Regions from separate parts of the Homo sapiens genome. Here all the other regions are linked to region 1. A link is a loop called in an ENCODE intact Hi-C map of the cell type or tissue named here. Cell type or tissue: gastrocnemius medialis. All regions are shown on one strand. Region 1 holds the start of RHOBTB3 (Rho related BTB domain containing 3). Region 2 overlaps LOC124901029 (a long non-coding RNA gene). Region 3 overlaps SPATA9 (spermatogenesis associated 9).

Region 1 (8,000 bases):
TTGGAACACAATGTAGTAAATACTACACTGAAACAGAATTTCTCAAATACCATAAAGTGGAACATATTAAAAACATCTGTGCTTTCAGTTTAACCTTATAGTAAACTTCCCACATTGTTTAACTTGTTCAAATACTTATGACTGGAATTTTAGCAAAACTTCATGTGAATATTCTCAAGGTATTTGCTAACAAAGGAATGCAGTTGTTTTTTTCCATTTGCGTTCTATGTATTATTTTAGATATTTTTATCTTGGCAAGAAGAAAACTAAGAGTGTGTTGCTTTTTGACTTTCATTTTTAAGACAGCTCAGAAGAGACTTTGTAGCATTTATTCTTGGTGACTTTTCTTGGAAGTATTGACTTGTATATAGTACACTACTTAAACATGCTAGAAACTTTATTGAATTCGCCTTCAATACTTTGGTGTTTAGTTTTTAAGTTGCTAGCTAATTGTAATCAGTTCAGAATATCATTGTCTATTAACTATAATATGCACTTAGGGTGAAATCAATGTTAGCAAGAATGGTTGTAAATTCATACTTAAAACAGTGTTCTTTATAATCCATTATTTTGGTCAACTTCTTGGCAAATCTGATTAGTCGTCGGTTTTTTACCTTGCAATGTGGCTCCCAAAGAGTATCAGAAACATCAGCTTGGCTGGGGGTTTTTGCTTGTGCTTGCATTTTTAACACTGTCTCCCTTGGTTCCTGCTGTAACAGTAGTTTACTTAAATATCATTCATAAGTCTCCTTAGAAACAGAAACTGCAACATGTGGCAATATATTGAAAGTGAACAAAGGAGGCAGCCCTCCCGCTGCCCCTCACTGTGTATCCTATTGCTGCCATGCCCCCAACACTCCTTGTATCTGCCCACTTACTGGTCAACCTGGGGTACCAGCATCAATCCCAACATTAACTAGTAGTAAAGCTTAATTTCGTTTCCCCCCTTTTTTTTTTCAGTAAAAAATAATGTGTGTGATTAGAAGTTTATTCTGGAATTTCAGGGATCATCTTCTGTACCCCACCTTGAAGACTCTGGCTCTAGATAAGTAGTCTTAAAAATTGCGTTTGTTTTTAACCTTAGAAAACCCATCTTTTTAATGAAAATGAATATGAAACTTTAATATTTTTTTAAAAGACAGCAATAAGACTGCTCTGATTGGCTTTAAGATGCCTTTGTCAGAGTTCAGATCTCACTGCTTACTCTTTTTCTGCCACCTCCTCAAGCTGATTTGAAGATTCTTCTATGCAAACCTAGTTTTCCTTAAAACATAGTTGGAAAAAATCTTCTGCCAAGCCGAGATCTCTAGGCCTGCCCTCACCAATGCTTACTTCCTCTCCAGCTGTTAAGGAACCAACACGTTTTTCAAAAACTGGTATATGAATATTCACAATTTGGGGACTAGTAATAGCCCACTGAATTACTTTACATGTCCTTACTGTACTTTATGCTACATCTTATTTAGGGATAAAAACATCTAATAGAGTAAATATGAAATGGTGGCATTTCAGCCACTAAAATAGGAAAAAAATATTGTTTGGGTTGGAAGCCCTTCCTGTGTGTTCCCCAGTGACCTTGAGGTTGGAGGACATGTGATATCTGTTCTGTTAACACTGGTAAAATAAAATTTTTTAAATGTGCTGATGAGAGAAACTGCAAATACATAAACCAAATAAAAATTTAAAATACAAGGGAAATAACTTTAAAAAAGTGGTCATAAGAAAATTATGAAAAGATCTTTAGGATATCAGGAAATGGACCATCTGTGATATTCTTTTAGCCAAGATAAATAACACTAACTGCTGTAATAATTGACCTCAAAATGTCTGGCTCAACTCACTGAATATCTATTTATCACTCAAATCACAGTACAATGCATTCTGTGAGGAGGCTCTGCTGTAACTAGTCATTCAAGGACTGGTTCCACACTGCAGTGCTAATAGCTTCAAACACCTGGCTTCAAGGTTGACCTGACTTCATGTGGTTGAGACAGGAAGATAAAAGAGAATGGAGAGACACACTTCTCTACTGCTCAGCAGGGATCATATTCCGTTGATGAGAACTAATCATGTGGCCCTACCTATATGCACAAAAGTTGAGAAACGTCATTTAGCTATCTTGGAAGAGAAAACAGGTTTGGTGAGTATGTAGCCAGGCTTTGTACCAGATACTCAATTTGTAGCTTAAGTATCACCAGGTATGACTCCAGAAATCTCTTGGGAAGCCTCCACCACTCTTTTTTCTGCCTGCTTTAATATAGAAACCTTCATGCCAGCACTAACTTCATCTCTTGCTGTTCCTAAGACAAGCCATGATCTTCCATTTCTTTATACCTTTGCATGTGATGTCTGTCCAGTTCTTTGAAATACTCCTTCCCTTCTAACCTCCTCTTCTTCCAAATCTAACAAATTCTTAATCTATTAAGACCTAAGACAATGTTTACTTTCTTTATGAACTTCTGACACAGAAAGCACAGATCTCTTCCTAACATTCACTGAACTTATCTTTTACTTTGTACCTATCTCTTTTACTGACTGCCTTTGTACCTATCTCTTTTACTGACTGCCTAGGCCTAGGTCTAGGAACTAGAATGTTTTCAAAAGGATTGAGTGTGCTAATATTCACAAACTAATTAATATGTCAGAGGGGTCTGAACCAGAATGACTCCATCTTGAGTAGAGGCTGGGTACACTAAGGCTGAAACCTACTGGGCTGCATTCCTAGGAGGTTAGGCATTCTTAGCCACAGGATGAGATAGGAGGTCAGCACAGGATACAGGTCACAAAGACCTTGCTGATAAAACAGAATGCCGTAAAGAAGCCGGCCAAAACCCACCAAAACCAAGATGGTGGTGACAGTGACCTCTGGTCAACCTCACTGCTCATTATATGCTAATTATAATGCACTAGCATGCTAAAAGACACTCCACCAGCACAATGAGTCTACAAATGTCACGGCAATGTCAGGAAGTTACCCTATATGGTCTAAAAAGCAGAGGAACTCTCAGTTCTGGGAAATGCCCACCCTTTCCAGAAAAACTCATGAATAATCCACCCCTTGTTTAGCATATAATCAAGAAATAACTATAAGTATACTCAGTCGAGCAGCCCATGACACTGCTCTGCCTATGGAGTAGCCATTATTTTATTCCTTTACTTTCTTAATAAACTGGCTTTCACTTTATGGACTTGCCCTGAATTCTTCGCTGGAGGTCCAAGAACTCTCTTTTGGAGTCAGGATTGGGACCCCTTTCTGGTAACAAATTGCTTTAGCTTCTTAAGGTCAATGACCAAGTCTTATGTACCTTGGGATCTCCTATGCCTACCCAGCACAGGCTTGGCTCACCTATTGAGTAACTAAGGAAAAAATGAATACTTTCTCCCTTTCTGACACTTCCAAGTTGTCAGCAACTTTGGTGTCTATTTTTGTTTCATTTTTGTATTAATATTTTTATATTGTCATAAAATATAACAATAGTTACCATGTTAATCATGTTCTAGTGTTCAGTACACGCTCTAGTGTTTAGTTAACAATGTTCTAGCGTTCAGTTCTATAGTTCAGTATAGTACGAACTATATATGCACCTCATGCAACAGATCTCTGTAACTTTTTCTTCCTGCAAACCTGAAACACTATACCTGTTGAACAACGCCCCCTTTTCCCCTCTCCCCAGCCCCTGGTAACCATGATTCTACTTTCTGTTTCTAAGAGTTTGACTACTTTAGATACTTCATATAAATGGAATCACTTTTTGTGATTTGCAACTGGCTGATTCCACTTAGCACAAGGTCCTCAAGGTTCATCCATGTTGTAGTTTATGAAGGAATTTTCTTCTTTTTTAAACGCTAATCATCCATTACATGTGTATACCACATTTTCTTTATCCATTCATCCATTCTAGTGTCTTTGTTTTTGACTTATGGGTTTCCGGAAAAGACTGATGAGAAAATATATTTTCTATTAACCCAAGAGAAAAAGTGATCTTGCATGCTGGAATTTTTAAGGATGGTTTAGGTTCTAGAGACTCAAAGAGAAATCGTAGAAAATGCAAAGGGAAATTAGATTAAAAAAAAAAACAGTGACCACATAAAGAATATCTCCCATTATATCCTCTCTGAGCACGAGAAACTATTAAACTACTTTCAACCGAGCAATAAGGGCCCATAATAAAAAGCTGTTGCCCTAGTTTTTTTACTGCCCTACTCAATACCCCCTCTTTCATACCCTCAAAATAGCTCAGCTGAGAAAAGAAACAGTCCAATTTTACAGAAGGGAAAAATAAACAGATAAAAGGATAAGCAAGAACTCTTTTCAACACAGAGTAAGGTACTGGTTAGAATTTTAATACTGTATGGAGGAGTCTAACCCCAGAGTAATCCCTGGCCCATTTTGGTGTTAGTAAGTGGATCCCAGTGTTCGTTTGTATCGAGGTAGTTTGAAGCACGTTAGGGATATTCATAGCCTTTACTTCAGTGCATTATTATGAAAGAATCTAAAGTATCTTTGCATTTACGTGATTATGTTTTCAGTTGGTCTGCGGAGCTATTATTAAATATGTGGCCATAACGTGTACAGAAAAATCTCCAAGTAAACTGGCATTTAACTTACCAACACGTTAAACCCCCATACATAACTTCCTTTAAAAACGATCACACTAAAAATCCCAGCATTTAAAATCCTGAAGTTTTCGGTAAAATACGCTAAATATAGCTTGAAATAGTAAATAATCCCCCCAAGGCGACATTAGCAAATTAATTGGTGTGTGAACAAAGAACTCTTTCTGCAGCAGCATGAATGTTGCCTTTATTTTTTCTCACAAGTATGATTTTAGAAAACAGCTGTAGCGCATGTTGACAAATGAGAAAGCGGCAGACGTGGTAAAGCACTTTCGGTCAAGGCCAAGAGGGGGGGAAATCGGGTTGCTGGGGCGGCACTCGGGCTGGAATCCCTAGCTTCCCTAACCTCCTTTTTCCAGTCCGGAGTGAGCGGGGGCCCCATCGCCCCACCCCCCTTTCCTGGCTCTGGTTACGGCCTTGCGAGTTGAACAAACTTGCTGCAGGCGGATTGGCGGCTGGGAGCTCTCGGGCTGGGGCGTTGTATTTATTAATTTATATTCCGCGGCGCCCCGCGCGGGCGGCTCCTTTGTGTCCAGCCGCCGCCACCGGAGCTCCCGGGGCCTCCGCGGGGAGCGCGTCCCCCGCATCCGCCCGACCCCCGGGGCTGGCACGTGCTGCGCCCGGTCCGCTGAGGGGGCGGAGGCCCCGATCTCCCCGACCCCCCTTCTCTGCTTAGAGGAGGAGGAGCAGCGGCAGCGGCAGCAGGAGGCGACAGCTGCCAGCCGAGGAGGCGCGGCGGAGAGGGGACTGCGGTCAGCTGCGTCCACTTGGGGCTGTGCGGCGGTCCCGCGCCCGGCGATGTTCCCGGGCACTCCCTGAGTAGCGGCAGCTTATCCCCCGCCCGCTAGCCCGCCCTGGTCCCCGGCTCGCTCGCTGGCTGGCGCGGCCCCGGCCCCGCTCTGCGTCGGCCCCGCCGCGGTGGAGGCGCGCGAGGGGGACGCGGCCGGGGATGAGCGGATTGCGGGTGAACTCGCCGCCCGGGGGCCCCGCGAAGCCGTGAGCCGCTGCTTTTCTCCGAGTCGCCGCCCTGCCCTTGGATTTGAGATCATGTACGTACGCGCCGCCGTCCTGCCATTGTCTCTCTCCAGCGCGTGCCGTGCGCCCCAGGGACAGGGGCTGGTGCCCATCCTCGCCGCGCGCTGTCCCCCGCACTTCCTGTTCCGAGGAGAGACCCGCGCGCTGACCGTGCTTCCCTTCTCCCCTCGCCCCCTCTGTCCGTGCAGGTCCATCCACATCGTGGCGCTGGGGAACGAGGGGGACACATTCCACCAGGACAACCGGCCGTCGGGGCTTATCCGCACTTACCTGGGGAGAAGCCCTCTGGTCTCCGGGGACGAGAGCAGCTTGTTGCTGAACGCGGCCAGCACGGTCGCGCGTCCGGTGTTCACCGAGTATCAGGCCAGTGCGTTTGGGAATGTCAAGCTGGTGGTCCACGACTGTCCCGTCTGGGTAAGGAAGAGCAGCTGCTCCGCGCTGAGGCTGAAGAAGCTTTTCTTTCCTTTTTTTTCCCCCTCCCCCTTCTGCCCACTTCCGTGAGTGTGGAGTGTCCGCGTTACATGGGTCAAATTTTTAAACATTTTTGAGAAAATCTTTGGTCCTTTGTTTCACTGGGCAGGGAACAGCCCTGTCAGAGAACACTCTTAGGAAGATAGAAGGCCCCAGTGGGAATGTGGAGCACTTACTGGTACACTTCACGACTGTGGGTTGACCCTTGGTAGGCAGCAGACAGTTGAATGTGCCAACTCCAAGGGACGGGGTCACTAAGTTTCATCAGCAAAAAGCAGTGTTTTTTTATGTCTACCCTATGGGTGATAGTGTAATATTGGTGTTCTAAAAATACATCCCTCTCAAAGCTCAACACAGGCAAAAATACTTTTCACTGGGACAGTTCAGAAATAGTTCCTCTGGAAAGCGGAGGAAAAGACAGGGACTGGGAGTTAATTTTAAATGACTCATTTATAGCACTATTAATTGATCTCTGAAAACTTAATTTTAATAATGCAAATACTCTTTATGTGTTAGCCATTTGTCTTAGTGACTCATAAATCAGAAATAACATTACTAATGTTGTTTGGAAAACTTTTAAAAAATTAAAATTTGTAATAATTGAACAAAATAGTAGTGAAGTGGATAAATTATAGTCCGATTCTTGAGTGTTTGATTAAGGGAGAAAGGAACTTACTTTCTGACACATATAAATATTTTCAGCATACAATAACATTATGTTTGAATGTTTTCCTTTAGTCTTATTTGAAAATCTTTGATTCTTTACTGATATTGGAGTTACGTATGTTTCAGCTAAATGTTACATTTAATAACAGAAGAAAGTTTAGTGCCTGAAAAGATACAAATTATCGTTGTGTAAGATTTCACATTTAAACAGCAATATTAAAAAAACTGAATTAGGACTATAGGAAAGTATCACGCCATTCTAAAAAATGTGTAGAATATACTTGGAAAAATTTCTTATGCAAAGTTCCACATAACAGAACGAAAAGATCACTCGCTCGTGTAAGTTTTCAGTTAAAGAAGAAAGTTATGTTAATTTGGTAAAATAAAAAACAGGCCTTTTCAATTAAGAGATACTATTAAACCCCTAGTTATGATAGTGATGATGCTGTTCATAAGAAGTATTGATGGAGAACTTACTGGTCAGAGTCTATGCAGGCAAATGAAACACTTCTTTTACTTGGGATCTTTCGTTGTGAAAGATCTTACAGCCTAAAAACATGACGGTTCAACATGCAGTTGAATAAATGTTTAGCGAATCGAGTAAATGTAGGGAAAATAAAACTAGCTACATTAGGATGTTAGGATTGCTTTCCCGTATTTAATTTGAGCTGTTAACACTTTCCTGTTTATACTGTTAATTTTGCAAACAGTAATGCTTGTGATCCCATACACTTTGTCTAGTAAAATGAAATCTTCCAAATGGAGAAAATAAACCTCTATAGTACGGATTTTTGCCATATGCTGGTTGTTATGGTTTATCTTGCTAATAACTTTTTGTTTGGTTAGACTCTGGCCCTATTTAAGGCACCAAGTTTGTAACCAGGTACAATTTTCTAGGTTATAATGATCTTCAGATATGAGATTCCATTTCTAGAGTTGCTCTTTATAAGGTGCTTTTCTTCACTTGGTGGTAAGTAAAGCCCATCAGAGATTCTAAAGCTGATTGCATTAATCAACTGTTATTTGACGTATGTACGGAACCAGAATATTAAATATAGCAGAGCAGATAGAGCATAGCCTTTGATATCAAAAGGATCTGATTTCAGATTCCCACATTGCCATTTCAGGTCTGTGTGTCCTTGTTAAATCACTTACCTTCTCTCAGCCTTATTTTCCCTATCTATAAAATAATATGCCTCCTAAAGCTGTGC
Region 2 (8,000 bases), 110 kb after region 1:
CCAAAGACCTCGTCTGACCTGGAGATGGTGGGGGCCACCAGAGGAGCCTGCAGATGGGGGCATCGTCCTGGGGACCTGGACAATAAGCAGCTCACTGGCTACCATGCTGCACTAAAGGCCCCTGCCCAATGTTCCTGAATGGTGGAAACTCTAGGACTCTAGACTTCTTTGATCTTCCCAAGGGAGGGATAAGCACAAGGTGATTGGGGTCTGGGCCAGATTTAATTTTCTTTAGAGAAATTAAGAAATGTGGCAATTGTGTTTTTTTTTTTTTTTTTTTTTTTTGAGACAGAGTCTCACTCTGTCGCCAGGCTGGTGTGATCTGGGCTCACTGCAATCTCCGCCTCCTGAGTTCAAGTGATTGTCTTGCCTCAGCCTCCTGAGTAGCTGGGACTACAGGCACCCGCCACCACGCCCAGCTAATTTTTGTATTTTGGGTAGAGACGGGGTTTCACCACGTTGCCCAGGGTGGTCTCCATCCCTTGACCTCATGATCCGCCCACCTCAGCCTCCCAAAGTGCTGGGATTACAGGCATGAGCTACCGCGCCCGGCCAAAATGTGGCAATTCTTATGCTCTAGGGTAGTGGAGTGATTCACACGACCTATATAGATTTGTTGGTTTAAGCAGATCATTGAGGGAGGGCGTTTCCATCCAGTGGCTTTGAAGAAGAGGGTAGAATTAAAGTCTGGTGTATGGCATGAAAAAACCCAACAGAGCCAAAGGGGTGATGCAGGAAAGCCAGGGGAGGAGATCCTGGTAGCAGGTGTTCTAAAAGGAACTTTGGAACCAGCAATAACTAGCATTTTCTGTGGGATATGGATCTAAAGCTCTTCTGTTCCTCCTCTAGGGCATCTTCAGTGAAGTTGAACCTGGTTCCCCAAAGTTTACATGTGATGGCTTCTCTTACCCCAATTCCTCCTTGGAAAATTTTTAAAGTAGCTGTGATTTATTGTTACAAAAACTCCTATAGAAATGTGTACTTCCTCTCATTCCTGACCCCTAGCTTCAGTTCCTCTCCCCAAAAGCAACCACTGTTACCAGTTTCTCGTTTCTCCTTCTGGGGATGCCCTTCATGTATTTTTTCTTAAACAGTATCATTTCTGCTGCTGTTCCACCCCAGCCCTGGTCACTTCACAATTGACCTTGAGCAGATGTACCCCTAACTCATTTTTAGAATGCTACTCACAATTCCATTTTGTGAATGTACCCTCATACATTCAACCAGTCTCCTGTTATTGGAGTTTCCAACATGACTTTCCTTTCTGTGTGAGTGTTTTCTTTTGGAGAGCTCAGAGGTACCTGGGGGGTACTCAGGAGCTTGAGGTCAGAGGACCCAGAGAGTTGAAATCCTGGGGAATTGCTAATATTGGGGAACTTTGGGGTTTCCCCAGCCAAGGCATTGGAGATTTGAGGTGATACTAAAAATATCTCAAGGGTTGATATTTCAGTTTTTTTCCCTCCTCTGAATCCCAGAAATTTCTGGACTAAGCTCCCCTTATGTGCATTAGTGGAGAGATGAAGAGAATGCACCTTTACATGCCCTGCAGTCTGACCCAGAGGCTCTCCATAAAATTGGATTGAATTGAATATACCTTATGTTTGTGAACAAAAATATAGCATTTGTTGCACAGTTTTTTTTTTCTCCTCTGAATCTTCCAGTAGAGAATGGCAATCCTTGCAAAGACCTTCCTATTAGTTTTGGGAATCAGCAGATGGTGTCCGACATGCACTTAATTTGTTTTTTCCTTCCCCCCAACTCTGGCCCCGTCTTTTTTAGGCCCTGCTATTTTGCTGGGCTGAGCAGTATTCCTGCCTTTCAACATCACCCTGAAGGCTCTGACCTGTGAGTACTGATTCACAGGCGGTGTTGGAGGCACTTTAAGATTCCTGCCATGTCATCCTGTTCCTCTTCTGACACAGGCAAGAGCAGTAATGTTCCAGTTGGGCGTTGACTTCTTCCAGGACTGGGTCAACATTCAGGAATTATGAAACTAGTTGCCTCATTTCCTCATGATCTGAAAACCCAAAGGCAATTCCCTCAGGAGGAACAAGTGGGTGGCTGCCATATAGACACCAGCTGGATATCCTCATAGTCGGAGTTTGAGATGAGGAAAGGGTGATGCCCCTTGATAGCAACTTAATGCACATGGGGCATTATTCTGACACACAGTGACACACCTGGCTGTTGTTACTCCTCTTGGATTATTCCATCCCTTGTACTGAGAGCAAGGCCAACCCCAACATGATGAAGCAATTGGTTGGGAGGAAGGTTTCCATAAAAGAAAGGAGAAAGAGAATGATGCAATCTCCATTTTTGTTTCTTCCTCACCTAGTTGAATTCTATAGCAACATTAGCAGAAACACTAGATCCAAGCTCAGGATTCCCAGTTGTGGTGGTGGGAGAGGTGCCCCCAGGAAGTATTGTAGGACTCCTGGAAGTATACACAGGGCTAATGCTAGGCTGCAGTTCAGCAGCATGCGGCAAGGACCAGCAGCAGTTCTGATTGGTTGGGGCCAACGCGATCTGGGGCGTTAATATTTTAAATATGTCTAGATGTATTCTGATATTTAATATTACATAAACATTTTATATGTGGAAAATAAAGGAGGGGAATTTTGTAATTCAAACTACAGGAACTGGTAGGTGAGATGGAGTAATGCAAAAATCACAGTGGGAGGAAAGAAATCCCTGGGGACCACCCCAGCATTTGGGATGGTGATAGTAAGAATTTTGCACATATCAGAAGGGCACATGAGTAAAATATGGTTGAGAAACACTACATAAAATAGAGGTGGTTCTGGTTTGATACCAGCAGGGGTGATACATGAAGAAAACCCATTATAAATCTTCCGTGCATGCCGTTGCGGGGTGGTGCGTTGTCAGACATAGAGATTGAAATCACTCAGCCTTGTGGTCATGAGGCGTGCCAATGGCTTTCCTGAGTCTTTGGGGGCTCCTGAGCAGTGTTCCAGGCACCCTCGTTTGTTCTCACCATTCTGTGATTTCAGGCTCACGTGTTGGAAAAGGGCTTCCTGAAGTAGAGGCCCACAGAAGGCACTACAGTGTGGTGGTGAAGAGCGTGGTTTCAGTCCCAGGCAGACCCAGTCCCAGTTCCTCGGCTGCCACTCACTGGCCACAGAATGCAAGCAAGTGACTTAATCTCTCCGGCCTCCAGTTTCCTCTTTGGTGAGGGTCACAGGACTCACCGCAGAGGAGAGGGGAGGAGCATTTGAGATGATATACTGATAATGTGTTTTCCACAGGGCCTGGCCTAGAGTAGGTGCTTAGTAAGTGGTAGCTGGCACTGCCAGTGCACAGGAGTGAGAGAGCTTGTGAGTCCCACTTCAGCCACAGAAGAGGAGGCAGAAATGCCATGAAGGTTGAGAACTGGAAAAGGGTGATGATCAGGAATAATGACCCTAAGGAAGCAGGAGGTCTTCTGAATCCTCGAAGATTTCCCTGTCCCCAGTAAATCTCCAGTCCTGATGAAGAAAAAAATCTTGTTTCTTGTTTTCGAGAGTGTCAGAAGTAGCTGGAAAGATGTGTCCTGTGCCTAGCCAAAGTTAGGAGAAGAGAAAACACCTAGGAACCAGAGGCAAAAAGAAAAAAAAAAAACCTGGAACCTGGGGCTTGCAGAAAGGCAAAAAAAAAAAAAAAAAAAAAAAAAAAAAATAGTAGCTGACAGTCAGCCAAGACTCGAAGTGTGGCCCCAGGGGCTTGGCCAACAAGAAGCCTGTGGCAATTCCTGACGCAGTAGTTCTGGGAAGTTGATTTACCCAATAAACCTCCCTGCATGGGCTCAGTTTAAGTTTGCAGCTTACTATAAATAAATGTTTGTTCAATGAACACAACTGAATGGGCAGGCTAGCTTGGCTAATAGTATCTATGATTTAGCTACTCTAGAGCCTTCCAAAGGTATCAGGTGTGCCTTATCCATTAGCACAGAGAGGCACAGGGCTGAGCAGGTGAAGGGAGTACACCGCTGTGGTTTGACCTGCTCAATATCCCTTCTTCCTGAAACAGAATCTATCTTTTCTTCTTGGGGAGCCACCCCTCCACTACTTTTAGCCCTTGGCTTAGGTTCTTCTTTTAAGACTCAGTTCTACCAGGAGGTAACCTCTGGTAAATTCTCAAATCCTAGTGCCAGGGTTAGGCATGCGATCAAGGCAATATATCCAAGAAGCGGTATGGGAGGCAATTTGAGCCAATGAGATGCAACTCAATACCTGGAGCCCCTGGGCCAGAGACTTGGAGTTTGTATATCTGCAATTGTTGGGGTTTTGCCTTCTCTCCAAGAAAGCCTGAGTGAGGATGAAGACAACAGGATAAAGCAGAAACGAGAGGGAGAGATGGATTCCTCCTGACACCATTTGAGCTCCTCCTTCTCCAGCTGAGCGTGAGCTAGCCCTGCATTTTCCCGTTGCGTGGGCTCGTAAATTCTCTTTGTGCTTGAGTGGGTTTGAGGTGGGCATCTTTCACCTAAATACAATGGCAAACTGAGAGGGTACCTTCTGTTATCTCTTCACCAGCAGAGTGGAAAAGCAACAGAGTCCTCCTTGTGACCTGAATTATAGATTTCACAGCTCTTTTCAAGGGTTAGCCTCTGTGTTGACTTTTGGTCTTCCCAACTCAGGTGCTTGATTTAAGCTCTAGTCTGAAATTAATTCCACATTTTGTAAAATAAGGAGGAAACAGGAGCTGGTGAGGAAGCATCAACATTTTACAATAAGATCGATTTATATAAAATTTGCTAAACATCTGCCAGTGTATCCACTGCCGAGCCTGGATTATCATCTCCAGCATGGAGTACTGTCTTTTTCTTAACTGCATGGGAGCCATTCTGAGAAACAGTAGGAAATAACTTTGTTAAAAGATGGAGAAGAGTCATCTGGACAATGGAAATTAGTATTCTATTACCTTTCAAGTTTGATGAGTATGGGTTTGGGGTTTAGTAAGTAGTAAATATGGTTTGCATGTCTGTGTCTCTGGCAAGAGGATATATATCTCTGAATAGAACTTGGTCAGCAAATATAAACTGCCTTTAGGTTCATATAGTTTGACAAACATGCTTTTCTAACCTGTGGGTCAGATGGAGATGTGGTTCTTTCTTGTTCCCTGCAGACACCCTGGTCTCCCTTTGTATTAGTCCATTTTCACACTGCTATAAAGAATACCTGAGACTGGGTAATTTATTAAAAAAAAAGAGGTTTAATTGATTCACAGTTGAGCATGGCTGGAGAGGCTGCAGGAAACTTACAATCATGGTGAAAGGCAAAGGGGGAAGCAAGGCGTGTCTTACATGGTGGGAGGAGAGAGAGAGACAGCAAGGGAAGGGGACGTGCTACATTTTTAAACCATCAGATCTCATAAGAACTCTCTCACTATCACAAGAACAGCATGGGGGAAACCACGCCCATGATCCAATCACCTCCCACTGGTTCCTCCCTCAACACTTAGGGATTATAATTCAAGATGAGATTTGGATGGGGACAGAAAGCCAAACCATATCACCCTTCTTCTACATATCCAAAATGTTCCCTACCTTTTCAATTCAAGCCATGTGTGAGATTGGGAAAGTTCTCAATGTGCTTCAGTGATCTTATCTGTAAAATGAGCAGCTTGGACTAGATCAATGGTTCCAACTTTAAAAAAAGGAGTAGAATTCTTTGTTCAAACAGAACTTACACTGAACCCCCATAAATAAACAGATAAAACTGTTGCTATTAAAATGTGGGTGGGACCTGGAAGCCTCCTTGGTTGGCCTCAAGGATGGCTCTTGAGGTACCTTCATGAGCCTTTAAGACTCAGATGAACAGCCAGGCCTGGTGGTTCATGCCTGTAATCCCGGCACTTTGGGAGGCCATGGAGGGCGGCTGACCTGAGGTCAGGAGTTCGAGACCAGCCTGGCCAACTTGGCAAAACCTAGTCTCTACTAAAAATACAAAAATTAGCCAGGTGTGGTGGCGGGCACCTGTAGTCCCAGCTACTCAGGAGGCTGAGGCAGGAGAATCTCTTGAACTCGGGAGGTAGAGGTTGCAGTGAGCCGAGATTGCACCACTTCACTCCAGCCTGGGCAACAGAGAGAGACTCCATCTCAAAAAAAAGACTCAGATGAACTATTTCAGAGCCTCAGACCAGATGTTCTCCAAGATCTTTTCCATCTCCCAACATTGCAGTCCTGTTTTTAAGTGCCACATCTTCTGTGAAGCCTTTTTAATACCCTGACTCATGCAGATTGCTTCTTTTTCTGTGCCACTTAGCGTTTGTGACTATGCACACACACTGCCCGTGTTTGTACACTGAACCACGTATGGAGATTGTCTTTCTTTGAAGCTTGTACCTCTATGCATTTCTTTTGGAAACTGACTCAAAACTGACTAGTAAGGTACAGAATGTAACTGAAAGAACTCAGGAAATGGGGAGATAAATTTTGTTCACAGTCCAGGGAAAGGTCTGCCCTCCTGGGGCAAGTCGCCTGTGCTGGCATATGGTGAGCTGCTAGCCCAAAGCAAATAAAATCTGGATAGATATGAAGCATGGGTACCAGGCACAGATGGGCGGCACAGACCTAAGGTCCCCATAATTGGTCCGTCTCCCAGATCTTTTTTTCCTGGTGCTCGTGTTGGCCAAGCTGTGGTAGTTGGAAGGCCATGGAAGATGTTTGCATAGCCTCACCTTTCAGCGTCACTGGGCCAGCCACTGCAGTAGATGGTTAGGTTACTACTAAAGACACCATCAGGGGGAAAAGCCTGGGCTTGTCTCTACTACCCCACCTGCCTTAGTTGTTTTCTTTCCACTGTGGGTCGAGTTCTGCTTTCCTGAATAGCGGGCTTTTTTACTGTCATCCTCAGTCTGGGGTTATGTGTAAACTTTAGGGAGCTTAGAAACATACCTCACACTGGATGTGATTTTTGCAAGACCAGCCATGTTCAGTGGGACCTACCCTAGGGCAGTATGTAGTGAACAGATTCTGGAGGCTCAGGAAGAGACATTATGGCTGGAGCACCACCTAGTGGCAGTGAAGAACAGTGCATGTGATGAACCAATGATCTTCCCAGTGAAGTGTAAATGGGTAAATATTAAGTTAAATCGCTTTCAGAGATTCCCTTTCTCCAAAAACAATCCCATTTAAAATATGCTTTAAAGCAAAAACTATACTGGACATAATTTTTAGTCTTTTACTAATTATTCCAAATATATCAGTGTCATCATAATGAAGACTTATTATAGAGTTCTCAGTGATAAGATGCTTAATATTAGCCTGTAAATGATTGCTATCATTTACAAGAGGAATTAGGAGAAAGAATGTGGCTAATTCAGTGGAAACTCACTTCTGAAAATTATTCAGTTTGCCACAGATCTTTTGGAATATTGAATCTTAGAATCTTTGTGTTGTGAAAAGTCTCAAGGATACACTAGCCCTGTGCTGAACATTTTCTTAGCCATGGAACTCTTTCTTCTAATAAAATCTTATTCTGCCACCTGTATTACCTTCAAACCCTTAGAATGGTCAACAAGGGAAGCCATGCAGTTGTCTATATGTTCGAATTTGAGGTACATATGAGGTATAGCTTATGCTGTGGTCATACTGAGCTTTTCCACAAACCTAATAAAACATATCCAAAAAATTATCACCACTAAAGGAGTCATCTTCAGAGGCAGTACTTTTATGCCAATATAACCACCACTGATCAAGACAATTTGGGGACTTCTCTTTTAAAATTGCCTTTGTATTAGTTTATACTGGTGACATGAAAATCATATTACATTACTTTGGGTCCTACTTGTTTGGAACAAAAAACTGCATTACACAGCTCAGTCGACTTTCTTAATTATCAAATTGATCCGATATCCTCTATTTCTCAAAACTAAATCTTTCCAAAAGGTAAGAAGATGATGGTCATGGATTTTGCAGTACATCTCTGTGCCTCTCAAACTCTGGGAGATGATTTACCCTTGAAAGAGCTCAAGGTGATGACCTTTAAATGGTTTGCAGA
Region 3 (8,000 bases), 66 kb before region 1:
CCTGGGAATTGCCTAACTCCCAACTTATAATTAAGATATTTAAGTATCTTTATCGATTAAGATACTGTCATTCAGATATCCTTTGTTACTTGCACTTTTATGTATCCAGACCCAGCACTAGAAACCTTTAAAGTCATGACCTTTAGCTGTAAACAGCCTCATCCATTTATCCAAAATATGATCATTCTCTGTGAATTCATGTTGCAAAAAAGGTTGGAAAGTTCTATCCTATTTGAAACATTCTCTCCTCCCTCACCAACAAAAAATTATATTTGTGCACATTCTAACCACCTTTTTCCCAGTCTCAGGAATGAACGGTCTTGATCAAGGTCAGTATCCTTCTATCTTTGTTTTTAACCTACATCCTACCATCTTCTCTATCAATTATTCCTTGTCTCTTCAGCCTCTTTACTCTTGACTGGATCTTCCCCTGCAATTTATAACATACTTGAGTATCTTCCATCCTAATATTTAAAAATTAAAAATCTCTGGGAATCTGCTTCTCTATTGACTGCTACACACTCTGTCTTCTTAGTCAAACCAGAGTCTGTTTCCACGTTATTACCTTCTGTTCACTCTGAAACCTGCTTATTTCTGTCTTCCTTATCCAGTTATGCCGCTGAAATCATTTTTGAGATGGTTAACCTTGACATCTTTACTACTATATCTAATGGACACTTCAAATCTTCATTTTACTTGACTTTTTCTGCTTGTATTTGACACTTAACTACTCACAACATCCTGAGTCTATTTCCTTGGCACTATTTCTCCTGATTTTCTTTCTGCCTTTCTGATTGTTGCTTCTTGTCTCCCAAATGGATTCTTTTTTAGCTCACTTAAATATTGCTGTTCTTCATATTTCTGTTGACTTACCTGTCTTTTCTCTTGATATGGTTCCACTCGTAGGACATTAACATCTAACATATATATTGCTTTCAAAACCAAAATTGTAACCTGACCTCTCCCAGGCCTTAGATACATATATGACCAATTATCAGATCACCAAAAATTTGTTTCTATTACCTGCTTATAAAGTTCATGGCGTGATAAATTGTGTGAGATGATTTCAACAGCCTTTGAGAAATTGAAATCTAATTTTTGTGTTAGTCTAGTTTTTATTTCCCCATAGACATGTCATCCTGTTCATTTTGTGCAATGTATTTACATCCTAGCTTAGTTGAATGCCAATTTTGTATAAGATTCACATTTAAAATATTGAGCACTTCTTGAAAATTTAAAACAGTGGCAAAATAGTTGATAAATTTAGTTTTTAAAAAACTGAATTAATATGTTTAAAAGTAAGTTCTACCTTTTTTCAAGGATATTTAGCTATTCTTGACCCTATGCACTTCCCTATATATTTTAGAACTATCTAGTCAACTTACATACACACACATACACACACACATGCACACACCTGCTTGGCTCTTAATTGGGACTTCTTGTATGTTTTGATATATTAACAAATGTGTAAGAATGCTAACAAAAAAACATAAAAATGATTAAAAGAAATTAAAGAATATCAAAATAAGTAGAAGGATATATTATATTCATGAACCGGAAAGAGGACTTATTCTCCCAGTTATTAAGATATAAAGCTCCTGTAATTAATACAGTGCTCAATTGGTACAAGAATAGACAAATAGACCAACTGAATAGAACAGAGAATCCATAAACAGACCTACACATAAAGGACACTTGATTTATGCAAAAAAGAGTATTCTAGGACAATAGAAAAAGGGCTTTTTTTAAAGAAAAAATAGATTAATTGGATACTCATGGGGAAAAATTTGACTCTTACCTCATATTAGTTCCAGATGGATTATAAATCTAAACGTGAAAGGTAAACTAACAAAGCTTCTAGAATACAACAGGAGAATATTTTCATGACCTTAGGTGTAAGTCAAGATTCTCTTTGACACAGAAAGCACGTAAGATAAAGGAAAAGATTAATAAATTGGATGACATTAAAATTATGATATGCTTTTATTTATTTTAAGACTGGATCTCACTATTTTGCCCAAGCTGGTCTCAAACTCCTGGGCTCAAGGTATCCTCCTGCTTCAGCCTCCCCCGTCAGCCTCCTGAGTAGCAGGGATTATAGGCACACACCACCATGCCTGGCTAAGAATTTCTTCCTTAAAAGACATTATTAAAAGAATGAAAAGGCAAGTCACGGAGTAAGAGAAGAAATTTGTCCATATATAATCAAAAAAGGACAGGCTCCTAGAATATGTTTTTTAAAGTAAAAATCAAAAATTGTTTTAAGAAAGACATCTCTCAATAGAAAAGCAAGAAGAGATTTTAACAGAAATTAACAAAGAGGATATCCAAATGTCCAACTAATATATGCAGAGGTACTCAATCTCATTAATAGCCAAGGAGATGCAAATTAAAACCACAATGTGATGCAAATTAAAACCACAATGTGATTATACTACATGCCCACAAAAATGGCTAAAATGGAAAAGATTGACAATACTGTCAGTAATGATGTGGAGCAACTTGGACTTAAAACTGAGATTTGTGTTAATTGTTAAAAAACCATTTTAGAAAACTCTTTGGCAATATCTACTAGGTATCAGCACATGCATACCTTATGGCCTAGCAGTTTCACCAAAAGATATGTACAGGAATATTTATAGCAACCTTATTCATAGTAGCCAAAATGAAATAATCCAAATGTCCATCAGCAGTAGAATGGATAAATAAATGTTGATACAGTCAATCAGTTGAATACTACACAGCAGTGAAAATGAACAAACTACTGCTACAGGCAGTGAATGATCTTAAAACAGTGTTGGGCAAAAGACAAACACAAAAGAATACATACTATATGACTTTATTTATATAGAATTCAAGCAGTCAAACTATCAGTAGTATTACAAGTCAAAATAGTGATATCCTGTATAGGAAAGGGTAGTGATTGTGAGGGGCAAGAAAGAGGCTTCTGGAATTATGGTAATGTTTTGTTTCTTGACCTGGGTAGTATAGAGCTTAATAGATTTTGTGATAATTCATTAAGCTGTACACTTTCCTTTTTGTGTGTTACAGTTTTTTTAAGTGGCTATTAATAGAAAATAAAACCCTTATAATTAAAAAATCTTTTATATTTTTCTCATGCACAGCACTTGTAATCCAAAATACACTAATACCTGCGTTCCCCAAAGTGAGAAACCCCAAATGTTAGAATACTGAACTTTAGCCAACCATGGTACAATGGCTGAAAAAAACAACTGTAGCTAAATAACAGTAAAACTAAAAATTCTTGACCAAAAATATTCAAGTGGTAATAAACTTTATGAAAATAAAATTTTAGTTATTTAAGCAAACTGGGTTTTGGTGGATTGACCTGGCTCATCAGAAAAGGAAATTTTTAATATAAAATTGTTTTGTGTAACGAGACTGTGAATGGTAACATTAAATATTGTACAGTATACTATTGCACAGTATTATTAACATTACACAAAATAAGTAGATTTATTTCTAGATTCTAATAATTTTCTTAACTTACCAAATAAATTAGTGCTGCATATGAAGCATATATTATGCTAGTTAAAGCAGTCTTTGCTGGAAAGGAGATGATTTCAAACAAAGAACCCTTTCTGACCTGCAAAAACAGAAAAGATTTTCTTAATAAACAAACATTTTCAGTGTTTCAATGTCATATTGTACAATGTTACTGTAAAATGAGAATTTATTTTTTTCTAAAGAAAGTCATCTACTTTAGAGCTATCTGGGCTTTTTCACATTGTGAAAATTATTTTTCCTTTTTTAACAAGAAGACAGTTTCTTGTGCTAATCAAAACCTGTGACAAATCTATAAAAATCTTGCATTTCTGCGATCTAAATGACTAATTTTTGCCAATTACCAACTGTGCACACTAGGAGGTGCTGCTGTGCATATTAGAAAAACAGTCTTTCCTTTGTTAAAATTCATGTAATCATTCTTTACTAATTATTCACAACCTCAATTAAGTAAACAGCAATCAAAATAATAAGCTTTTCCTAGAGATTAATGACCTGCTTGGAAATGTTAATCATGAGACTGCTGAAGGCGAGCATTAACCTTAGATGATCATTAAGCTTCAGAAAATGTTCTGTGCTCATATGCAACAGGCTCTTATGAAACACAGAGAAGTTTAACACCAATAATGAAGTTGCCTCTCCTGTGTTTCTAGTTTCTGGCAGTAGGTGTACCGGCCTGAAACATATCAGCTTAACATACTTAGTTATACTGTCTCATGGGCCACCTTTGTTGCCTTGAGCAGGGTATGAAATGAGGACTTTAGGAAATACATTCCCTTTCCATTCAGCAGTGAAGTGACAGTTAGCCAGGCTCCTCTGAAGTAAGAGCCAAGCAACTTAATGGCTTCGATGAACTTCCAAAAGGTACAGGCTGTAGCTGATAAAATCATATAAATGCATGGTAAAAACATGCACATAATGTTCATTAGACAACGTTCATTAAAGAGTTATAACATTGAAAAAACTAAAACAATGATCGTTGATTAAAGAGTTATAACATTGAAAAAACTAAAACAATGATTCCAGAATAGTTAGGAAAATTATGTTATATCCACTCAGTGGTATATTATGCAATCTTTTTATTTTTTCAAACCTTTTATGTATTTTTAATTGACACATTGTAATGGTACATATTTAAGGAGTACAATTTGATGTTCCCATAGAAGTCTATGTTATATAATGATCCAATCAGGGTAGTTAGCATCTGTATCACATTGTGCATTTATCATTTCTTTGTGGTGAGAACATTAAAAGATCCTCTCTTCTAGCTATTTTGTAATACATAATATTTTACTGTTAACCGTAGTCACCCTACTGCGCAGTAGAACACCAGAATTTATTCTGCCTATCTAATTGTAATTTTGTACCCATTTAACAACCTCTCACCATCCTTCCCTTTTCCCCTTTCCCTACCTAGTCTCTGGTAACCACTGTTCTCCTCTCTGCTTCTATGTACCAACTTTTTGTTGTTGTAGTTGTTAAAATTTCACGTGTGGGTGAGATCATGTGGTACTTGTCTTTCTGTGCCTGGCTTATTTCATTTAATGTGATCTCCAGATTCATCCTTGCCATCACAAATGACAGAATTCTTTTTAATGGTTAAATAGTATTCAATTGTGTATATAAACCACATTTTCTTTATCCATTCACCTGTGGTTGGACACGTAGGTTGATTCTATATCCAGGCTATTGTGAATAGTATGCAGCCTTTTAAAAGGTATTTCTGGGCCGGACACAGTGGCTCACACCTGTAATCCCAGCCCTTTGGGAGACCAAGGCAGGTGGATCACCTGAGGTCAGGAGACCAGCCTGATCAACATGGTGAAACCCCATCTCTACTAAAAATACAAAAATTAGCCAGGCCTGGTGGCGCATGCCTGTAATCCCAGCTACTTGGGAGGCTGAGGCAGGACAATCGCTTGAATCTGGGAGGCAGAGGTTGCAGTGAGCTGAAATCATGCCATTGCACTCCAGCCTGGGCAACAAGAGCAAAACTCCATCTCAAAATAAATAAATAAAAGGTACTTCTGAAGAACACGTGATAACTTTTTGTTGAACGAACACTTACATGGCACTGTCTACCAGGTCCTGTTCAATGTACTTTATAAGTATTCACATTTAATTCTTAAAACAATCCTATGAAGTTGGTATTATTATTATCCTCATTCCACAACTGGAAAGCAGAAAAAAGAAAAGTAGGCAACTTGCCCCTGGTAATATAGCTGATAAGTAGCAAAGTGAGGTTTAAACTGGAAATAGTACTCCAGGGCCCAAGTTGTTAACCTGATCATTAAGCTACGCTGCCTTGGGATACACTACTGCTCATGAAGAGTGGTAAAGGACTGCATTACAGGGATGGACTCTGGAGTAAATAGATGTAGTTAATTTCTAGCCCCAGAGTTCTTGAGTAATGAAATCTTGGACAAATTAATTCTTTCCTCTAAGCTTTGTTTCCCTCATCTCCAAATTGAGAATAATAGCTAATGTTTATCTCATAGATTTGCTGTAAAAATAAGAAAATGCTTGTAAAATTTTTAGTAAAATGTCTGTGCATGGGTAGTATTAAGGGACATTAATAGTCCCTTATTAGAGAGGGAATATTAATAATAGTAATAATAATAGAGAAAGATCAAGGTTCAAAATAGTAAGCATAACAAGTATGATTGATTCCATTTATATAACATACAAAAACAAGCCAAACTATGCTGTTGGAAGAAAAGGAAACAATTATCCTAGCAAGGGTGAGAATTAGTGACTGTAAGGCAGCAGCATCATGAGATTTCTTGAGTGCTGCTTACCAAGATGTGTTCAATCTATGAAAATTTATGGAGCTATACACTTAATTTGTGCACTATTCTGTATACTTCAGTATAAAGCTTAAAAATTCTACATCCCATGTTTTTATGATTAAACACAATTAACATTGCATAGAAAGAAGTTTGGACAGAAATGCACCAAAAGTTTAATTGCTGTTATGATTTAGTTATGTGGCTTTGTATAGTTAACATTTGTAGAACACTCATTACATGCTAGGTTCTATTCTACTGGCTTTCCTTGCATTCTCTCATTTTATCCTCTAACAAACCTATGAAATAAGAACACAGGTTCAGAGAAATTAAATTCTTTCTTGTTTTCTATATTTTCTATGTTAGGTTGAAAGTACATATGGTATTTTGTAAATGAAATTATTAAAATATGTGTACATCCTGTTCTAGTATGCTCAGTGTTCGCTTAGTGCTGCCACTACTGAATGCAGAACAAAAATGCCCACTGCAATTTCCTTCTTCCCTCTTAAGTGATTTACAGAACAAGGAAACCAAGAATAGGATCTAGCCTAGTAGCTAAGAGTGGGGGGGTGGGGGTGCTGGGGGTTGGGGAAAGGCTGTTTTCTTTCTTCCTCCTTTCTCTTCGGGCCGTACTAACTCCTAGATGTAGGGATAGGTAGGGAAAGTTTCTGCCCACTCCCTCCATAGGTCACCTGCAGCATTTCCCAGAATTCCTGGCTTCTGGAAAGAGTTTCCAGGAAATGAAGCAGCTGCTGCTTTTTCTCTCTAGAAAGAATCAAATTGATAGCATGCCTTTGAATCCCACTTTTAGGCTACACGGAGACAAATATACAAGTAGAGAGCAGACTCTCTAGGAGGAAGAAAAGCAGATATACCTCCTAGCAGAGTGAAAAGGTTCTTAAGCTTGTGAATATATGAATTCACAGTGGGAGGTCCATGTTCAATCATTGGTAGGCCATATACAATAAAAATAAAAGTTGTGTTGTATGGGTTGGATCTGTGTCCCCACCAAATCTCATGTTGAAAGGTAATCCCAAATACTGGAGGTGGGTCTGGTGGGAGGTCATTGGATCATGGGGGCAGTTTCTCATGGTTTAACACCATCCCCCCTTGGTGCTGTCTTCAGGATAGTGAATTCTCATGATATCTAGTTGTATAAAAGTGTATGGCCTCTCCCACCTCTCTCTCTTCCTCCTGTTCCAGCCATGTGAAGTGCTGGTTTCCCCTTTGCCTTCCACCTTGATTGTAAGTTCCCTGAGGCCTCCCCAGAAGCTGATGCTGCCATGCTTCCTATACAGCCTACAGAACCATGAGCCAATTAAACCTCTTTTCTTTATAAATTACCCAGACTCAGGTATTTCTTTATAGAAGTGCAAGAATGGACTAGTACGGGTGTCTACATGAGAAATTACTCTTTCTGTTTTATTACATCTTTCTTTCTCAGGTTTTGTCCTTCACCTAAAAGTAATTAAAGCTGATTAGTTTCAAAATAAATTATGTACTTGATATATGGTATGCTTCTGAATAATTAATCTTTATATTGTTTAAGGGTCATATTTAAATATTTTAATGCTTTTAATAATTACTTTTTATTCCTGTAACAAGAAAATATATTTCCTCCAAAATATATGTGGCTCCTGGCAAGTAGCCATTTTTCAACTTTATGATTCACTTAAAAAACATGTT

Evidence for each region. A loop is a pair of places that touch in the nucleus more often than their neighbours do. Peaks named below come from ENCODE experiments on the same cell type or tissue, not always from the same donor. Only the 100,000 strongest peaks of a DNase experiment are listed, where the experiment ranks them.
Region 2: it touches region 1 in a loop (4-fold over the local background); 18 of 110 quality-filtered maps call a loop at or near these places.
Region 3: a loop joins it to region 1, with 5 times the contacts of the local background. A loop is called at or near these places in 71 of 110 quality-filtered maps.

The regions. Positions count from the first base shown.
Region 1 is chr5:95,726,019-95,734,018 of GRCh38, forward strand. RHOBTB3 (Rho related BTB domain containing 3) reads left to right here and starts at 5,318. Exons shown (of 12, transcript NM_014899.4): 1 at 5,318-5,666; 2 at 5,841-6,066. The coding sequence starts at 5,665. It also overlaps a transcript of SPATA9 not described here. RefSeq lists enhancers at 1,916-2,085, 4,741-4,950 and silencers at 5,111-5,240, 5,301-5,680. In gastrocnemius medialis, a CTCF peak has its summit at 4,858; DNase peaks (open chromatin) are centred at 5,003, 5,303, 5,863 and 6,281; H3K4me3 peaks cover 3,726 bases; H3K27ac peaks cover 8,000 bases.
Region 2 is chr5:95,840,169-95,848,168 of GRCh38, forward strand. All of the region lies in intron 1 of LOC124901029 (a long non-coding RNA gene), which reads right to left. The region is part of intron 2 of LOC102724720 (a long non-coding RNA gene); the gene reads left to right. Among named protein-coding and RNA genes, the nearest start is that of LINC01554, 8.1 kb to the right of the region's middle. RefSeq lists enhancers at 2,813-2,932, 2,943-3,052, 6,896-6,945. In gastrocnemius medialis, a CTCF peak has its summit at 7,015 (motif pointing left); DNase peaks (open chromatin) are centred at 1,933, 3,163, 3,833, 6,983 and 2 weaker places; H3K4me3 peaks cover 2,662 bases; H3K27ac peaks cover 6,006 bases.
Region 3 is chr5:95,660,439-95,668,438 of GRCh38, forward strand. SPATA9 (spermatogenesis associated 9) reads right to left here. Exons shown (of 5, transcript NM_031952.4): 4 at 3,515-3,610. Among named protein-coding and RNA genes, the nearest start is that of RFESD, 18 kb to the left of the region's middle. In gastrocnemius medialis, a CTCF peak has its summit at 3,891; no DNase peak of the experiment used is centred here; H3K27ac peaks cover 299 bases.